2 separate regions of the Homo sapiens genome follow, and region 1 is linked to region 2. Evidence: chromatin contacts called from ENCODE Hi-C or POLR2A ChIA-PET data. All regions are on one chromosome and are shown on one strand. The core of a region is the stretch at or near the end of the contact, and the rest is flanking DNA. Distances in the headings are between cores, read along the strand shown. Region 1 holds the start of PRPH (peripherin). Region 2 holds the start of TUBA1A (tubulin alpha 1a).

Region 1 (3,515 bases), core at 1,002-3,501, 110 kb after region 2:
TTCTGCTTTAGGGGAGGAGCCTCTTCTGCCTGGCAGTTCCCCACCCAGGCCTGATCCACAGCTCCAGAGCCCTGCTGTGGCAGCCCTCTGTCCCTTCTCCTCCGAGGCATGTAGGTGGCCAGCGGAGCCCTTAAGCAGGGTGAGGACGGGAACTCCATCTGGAACTCCCCAGGCCCAGCTGCAGCCCCAGCAGCCTCTACTCTCAGAGGCTTGGGTCCCCCACTAGTGCCCTGTAGACAGGGCCTGAGCTGGTCCTCCCCAGGCCTTGCCCGCCTCTCCTGATGCAGAGCTGGCTCCCTGCTCCTGGAGGGTGGGGCCAAATCCGGGATAGATGGGGCTCCAGGCCAACAGCAGCTGGGGCTCAGTGCCCAGGACTGCGGCAGGAAGCACCAAGGCTTCCCTAGCCCCTCCTCACACCCACCAAGCCTCCCGGCCCTATCCCGGGTGGGACCCTACCCCTCCCAATTCCCAGGAGTTAGGGGAGGCCAAGCTGTCATTTATTCGTCCTGTCCCATCTCTCCCTTCCTCCCGCTTCCCACTCCCCTGGCAACCAAACCAGACCCATCAAGGAGAAGGAACTGGCAGCTGTGCAGGGAGAGACTAATGGCCCGGAAGGAAGGAGGGGCCTGGAAAGGAGACGAAGGCGGTAGGGACGTGAGCAGGGCGTTGGCCCTGGCCCATCTCACAGGACGCACAAAGGGGGGAGGGGGCTGCTGCCCTGCAATACTGAGGAGCTGGCCAGCCAGGGAGCCGCCCTCCTTACCCCCAGCCAGATATCCAGGCAGGAACCTGAAACCTGCTTCCCCAGATGCACTCTCTTGTCCTCAGGTCCCATCTGAGGCAGACCTGTCTCACAGGACAGCGCTGGAGTCCCCAGCAGCAGCAGCAGCCCCAGCCCTATGGTTCCTGGCAAACCCAGCAGACCTCAGCAACCCGGCTCCTGCAGACCATCCGAGCTGCCTCTGTCCACTCCTGGGCAGGTTGTGCTTGCATTCTGGAAGCTGTTTGACATACAAAGGCCAGATATCAGCCTTCTCGCTAACTCTGGAGTAGGGGAGGGTGTGGTGGGATGTGTGATTGTGTGTGTATGTGTGTGTATGTAGTGTGTGTGCGCATAGATATACAAAGCTGTGTGTATGCATCTGTTTGCGTGCGCAGGTTTGTGGACCTGTTCTGGGGCCTTCTCTCTTTCAGACTGCTGGGGATGGGCACTTTCTCTTTCCCCATCTCTTCCCCATCCAGCCCCACCCATCCCTGGTACCTGCAACTCATCAATACTGGAAACCAGCTCCTGCCAGTCCATCCATCTCTCAGCCTTGGCAGCCGCTGTTGCCCCTCAGCCCCCTCCCCTTCCTACCTCAGGAATCACTCTGGTTCCTGTAAAGCCCATGACTGAGCAGCAATTGGTGTGGGGTTGGGGGGAGGGAGAATCCAGTAAACCAAGACAGAATACAAAAGGCCCACTTAGCCCAGCCCGTGGCATGGGGCAGACCCTCCCGAGTGGGATCCAGAGCTGGGTCCAGCCACCCTCAGCCCCCTATGATGTACCCACCTCATTGGGGCTTGTTGCGGGGTAGGTCTAGGTTTGGGGGCTGTGTCTTTAAGGCTGAAACATCAGCAGACAACCTCTGCTGGGCCGTCTTCAGGGGAGGGGGAGGGGGGCTGGTCAGCCCATTAGCAGCAGAGCTGGCGCCAGGCACCAGCCCTTCACAGGGCCCTGGGGATTAGGGAGAGTAGCTCTTCCCCAGCCCGATCTGCCTCTGCGCCCCTGTCTCCTATTCCTCTCTGGGTGTGGTGAAGGAGGGGTAGCTGACAGCAGGTGAAAATAGAGCCTGGCCTTCAGGGGGCAAGTCAAGGCACTAGCTATGGGGCCTAAGCCAGGTCAACTCTCCCTCCAGCTGGCCTCCTCCCTACTCCTGTGCCAGAAGCCTGCCCTTTAACTTCAGGTCCTTCTACCTCGCAATTTTCAGGGACTCTAGTTCAAGTCAGGCCTTCCTACCCTAGGTTCTAGCTTTGGGTGCTTGTTGGGAGGAAGTGACCCCCACCCCAGCGGCAACAGGGGGCAATCAAGTGGGTAGAGGCCTGCAACCAGGGAAGGGAGGGGAAGGCGCTCCTGCTGTTCCGCAGGGGTGGGGCATCCCCCTCCCCATACAACCCCCCTCCAGCGGGCCATCAGGCCAGTGGGAGGAGCTGCCCGTGCCCCCCCTGAGACCGCAGGGCTATAAAGCCGCCTCGCAGCGGTCTGCGGCTCCTTCCCAGCCCCCGGCCTAGCTCTGCGAACGGTGACTGCCCATCCTTGGCCGCAATGAGCCACCACCCGTCGGGCCTCCGGGCCGGCTTCAGCTCCACCTCATACCGCCGTACCTTCGGTCCACCGCCCTCACTATCCCCCGGGGCCTTCTCCTACTCGTCCAGCTCCCGCTTCTCCAGCAGCCGCCTGCTGGGCTCCGCGTCCCCGAGCTCCTCGGTGCGCCTGGGCAGCTTCCGTAGCCCCCGAGCGGGAGCGGGCGCCCTCCTGCGCCTGCCCTCGGAGCGCCTCGACTTCTCCATGGCCGAGGCCCTCAACCAGGAGTTCCTGGCCACGCGCAGCAACGAGAAGCAGGAGCTGCAGGAGCTCAACGACCGCTTCGCCAACTTCATCGAGAAGGTACGCTTTCTGGAGCAGCAGAACGCGGCCCTGCGCGGGGAGCTGAGCCAAGCCCGGGGCCAGGAGCCGGCGCGCGCCGACCAGCTGTGCCAGCAGGAGCTGCGCGAGCTGCGGCGAGAGCTGGAGCTGTTGGGCCGCGAGCGTGACCGGGTGCAGGTGGAGCGCGACGGGCTGGCGGAGGACCTGGCGGCGCTCAAGCAGAGGTCAGGGGGCAGGGCTGGGCCGCTGCCGTCGAGGCGAGGTCGAAGCGGCCGTCGAGGCGGCTGCTCTTGCCTCCCCTCGCTTCCCCTCTCCATCAGCAGCCCAAGGGTGTGGCTCCCCTTACCAACCCAGGTGTGTGCGGGCAGCATCCCTGCCCACGGGCTCCAAGTGCCCCCCGCTACCCCTTTGCTCTGAGTGTTTGGGGAGGTGGGAGAAGTGGGTATCTGTGCCTCCCCTGAGTAATGAGGAAACCCCCTTTTCAGCTCCCAGTCCGTTAGAGACAATGCGGGGCAATTCCATTAGACAGCCTCAGCCCTCCATTTAGAGTCCTGGGCAGCAGAACAGCCTCTAACCGGATCCTGGGGGGCGTGCGGTCTGGGGTGCGAGCTGGGCGGCGACCCCGCAGTTCAGCCTCTGCACGCTCTTCCCGTCAGGTTGGAGGAGGAGACGCGCAAGCGGGAGGACGCGGAGCACAACCTCGTGCTCTTCCGCAAGGTGAGTCCGAGCCCCTCTCCGAGTTCAGCCTCCCCACCGCTACCCCCGATCTCAGTATCCAGAGGTGGCATCGGTGGGCGCGGGGAGAAGGGGGTAACCCAGATGCCTCCTGAGGCAGACAGGGAAGGCCTGGTCCTTCCTTGGTCTGCGCAGCCCCTAACTTATCTTGAAC
Region 2 (3,479 bases), core at 761-3,260:
GTGCCTACTACCATGCTTGAATAGAAGATTTTTCATATTTAAAAAGTATTCAGTATTCAAAGCACAAATTTTGTAAAATGAAGTAAATCCAATTATGACTTAATTGGGATTAATTTTACTGCTTTCTTCCCTTTTAAATAAAGATGAAAGTTTCCTCTGAATAGGACTTGATATTATAATCCGGACATCTGTACTGCAGCTGAGGCAAGAAGCCACACCCTTCTGCAGTCTGTCTGCAGAATCCATCAATACTAGGAGTTTAGACAAGGTCTGCCTTCTGCATTGCTGCATTGCTGTATTTGCTGTGCCTGGTGCTAGCCTGTACTGTCTGCTACATTATTTAACAGAGCAAGCTCTATTTCCAGCAGCTGCCTACATGATCTCATTGTGCTGTTTTGCCAGTTTTCCTCCTCTGACCCCGCCCGGGACCATGTGCCTGAATTGAAATGAATTAATTAAGATGCACTGGAACAAAAGACAACGGGATGCGGAGTATAATTCTTCTTTGTCTGTAGCAATTTCATTACTTTTTTTTTTAAAAAAAAAGGTTTTTCCAGATCTTCTCCACTGTAAAAGCTGAAAAATTATCCGTATCTTAACACACACACACACAAAAGTTCCTAAGTTAGAAACAAGCATCACATGAAAAGGTACCAAAGAATAAAAGCCCAGTGGAAGGATAATGAAATATTTATTTAAAACAACAAAATAGTATTTTCATCCTGAGATTCTCTACCCATCACATAATATTCATATTCTTTGCATCCAATAGAGGTTTTCTTCTCTGTGGTCTTTAGGGCTACCACTTTCATTGTCTATTCGCTGATGTGGTGGGGGCGGGGCGGGGGGGCGGCGGGGAAGGGCGTTTCCCTGGGTCCTGACCATCAGGGTACCCTGGGGCTCACAAAGTGGGCTTTCTCCCTCGCTGAACGTGCAGTCCAGACAGACAGACAGACACACACACACACACACACACACTTCAGTCGGTCAGGGCAGGGCGTCCCACAGACACACACACACACACACACACACACACACACACACTTCAGTCGGTCAGGGCAGGGCGTCCCCAGACCAGACATTAAAGAGCTTGTGAAGTGAATTATGATTTTGCTCAAGAAAAAAAAAAGTCATCTAACTTATAATAGTGAAGAAAACCCTTTTGGAGCCTACAGTTCCGCAATGATGAAAGGTTTTTTTGTTTTTTTTTCAGTCAGCTCCTGACAGAAGAGGTTCAGTGAGGGCGAACCCCGCCCAGTGGCTCCAACGCCATAGAAGCCAGAAACAAACAACCCCGCCCCTGCGCCGCCCTGACACCCGCTGCCGGGGGCTCCGGCAGAAACTCACCATGTTTTCCCGGGAATGTGTGGGTATCTTTCCAAAACGCCAAAGACCGCGGAGGGTCTTCCCACGCTAACCCTAGGCTGCGCTTTGTTCCCGTTCCCCCTCCCACGTCCCCCAGCTCGCCCAACGCCCCCGCTCTTTTTGGGTGCCTCCTCCTCTCCCGGTCCCCAGAGAACAACGCGAGACAGAAAGTGGCCCCTCAGCATCAGCGAAACCGTGCGCACAGACACGGGGCCCAGCCGGGACGCCCCAGACCCCTCGGTCGCGGCAGACGGGCTGCCCGCGGCCCCCGAAAGTCTCTCGGATAACACAGGCGCCTAGGCGCCGCCTTTGTTCCTCCCCAGCGCTCTGCTGCGCCCTGGGCGCAGTACTGGCCCGGTTCCTGCACCCGCACTGCGGCGGCGGCGGGGCTTGAGGATTTGGGGCTAAGCTAAACCTCACAAAACATACCACCACCCTCGCCCAGAGAGCTTACGAAAGAAAAGAGCTTAAAGGTTTTCCAAGTAGAGCCTGGGGGCGCTGACTCCACCCAACGGCCACAAAGAGCCGAAGCCGATTCTCACCATGGTTGCTGCTTCGCGACTGCCGAGCTGATGGCGGAGACGAAGAGGAGAGGTTGTTGCTTCTTACAGCGCGACTCTTAGGCGGTCGATGTAAGAGAACCTGCGGCACATAGGCGGATGCGGCTCCCTATATACAACTCGGTCACCATGGGGATGGGCCGGGGCCTTTTCCTGTTGGTCCAGACCCCCAATCTGCCCAGAGAAGCCATGACAGGAGACTGGTGATTGGTGCAAGCGACGTGGGATGAGGTAATCTCTCCCCCACCCCTTTTTCTCTAGCATCCGTAGACTGTTTGCATCCTTTAGACAAAGAGACCGTGCAGAAGCAGTCGGCCGAGCATCCATTATGGGGCGGGGTTGGGGAGGGGCGGAAGGAGAAGAAAGGGGACTGGGGTTAGAAGACTTTCTGTTGCTTAAACCTCAAACTGCAGTTAAAATTATCTATGTGAGGTTTTTTCCCCCTACCCTTAATAACAATTTATGTTTAGATTAAATATTTAAAGGAAAATGACTGCCAGCCCCTCCCTCGTAGTATATTAAACTCGACTACATTTTGTTAGGGTTCAACATCTCTAATTGCTTTAAACGTAAAGTGGGAGGGAAAATCGGCATGATGCTCGAAATGGCCTGGGTATATGTGATTTTTTTAATTTAAAAAAAGATTTAGCCATACGGTCATTCCAAATGGTTTCTCAGGTTCAACTAACTTATTTTCAGAGCTTCTTCTGCAGGCACACGCACACCCGAATAGCTAAACAAAACTGGAAGATGGAAAGAATAACCATATTAAATAAAGAAGCGAACAAATAGTTCTAACATGGCAATAATCAAGAGCAAGTGAACGTAGAGTAGTTATAATGGTTTACTAGAGGTATTCTTTTATGAGAAGTCTATGTAACACATTTTGTATGGTACATTGTCCTTTGGAATGAATCATCTTTCCTGATAGAAAATTGGGAAAATACAAGGAGAAATAATTGAGCTCAGAAGTTAGTACTACATGTGTGCAGTTACATATCTGAATTGGACTTTTGTCTGGAAAGTAACAAGCAAAATAATAGTAATAACCAATACACCAAATTAAAAAGAAGAAGAGAATAATATAATGTAAAAAGAATTTTGCAATGTCGCCTCCATCCACAGACAACTGTGAAACATCAGCTCAATAAACGCATTTCCTTTTTATGTAGTTCTTATGTCAATTTGGTAAATATCCTCCTGCGAGTGGGCTTCTAACTGTGGGAATTTTAGCCGGCCTCACACCCTTGCTGTTCAGCTAGAGACTCTGGTGGTTGCTCAGTTGTCCCTTGGGACAAAAAGGCTTTGCTTTCACCCCTAGGAAATAAATTGGAGTAAAATTATCTTGATATTTAGGAAGCCTCCATTCTCAGCAACGATCCGGAGTAAGTCACTGGACTTCGTACCACTGGATGTTGGTGATGAAATTTCAGAGGTAAATAAGTTTGGCCACTAAAGTTGAAAATTTATTTTTTACAAATAATTTTTCCTTTTGGTTTTCAGAGACAAATTTTCAGGGTCTGCAGCACTACTCACACAGTGCTCTGCGGAACC

What was found. A loop is a pair of places that touch in the nucleus more often than their neighbours do. ChIA-PET counts read pairs that join two places held with the same protein, here RNA polymerase II (POLR2A). Pooled maps may share reads with other maps.
Region 1: a pooled map shows a loop between it and region 2 (3-fold over the local background). The contact joins the promoter of PRPH here to the promoter of TUBA1A in region 2. A Hi-C loop is called at or near these places in 4 of 50 pooled maps. POLR2A ChIA-PET finds 5 or more read pairs at or near these places in 2 of 52 experiments (OCI-LY7 and WTC11).

The regions. Positions count from the first base shown.
Region 1 is chr12:49,292,896-49,296,410 of GRCh38, forward strand. It overlaps PRPH (peripherin), which reads left to right and starts at 2,252. Exons shown (of 9, transcript NM_006262.4): 1 at 2,252-2,850; 2 at 3,283-3,343. The coding sequence starts at 2,306. TROAP-AS1 (TROAP and PRPH antisense RNA 1) reads right to left here. Exons shown (of 8, transcript NR_120449.1): 6 at 2,365-3,515; 7 at 1,553-1,640; 8 at 1-1,001. RefSeq lists enhancers at 1-507, 508-1,270, 1,350-2,267, 2,268-3,184.
Region 2 is chr12:49,187,070-49,190,548 of GRCh38, forward strand. TUBA1A (tubulin alpha 1a) reads right to left here and starts at 2,011. Exons shown (of 4, transcript NM_006009.4): 1 at 1,908-2,011. The coding sequence starts at 1,910. RefSeq lists enhancers at 1,690-2,281, 1,780-1,899.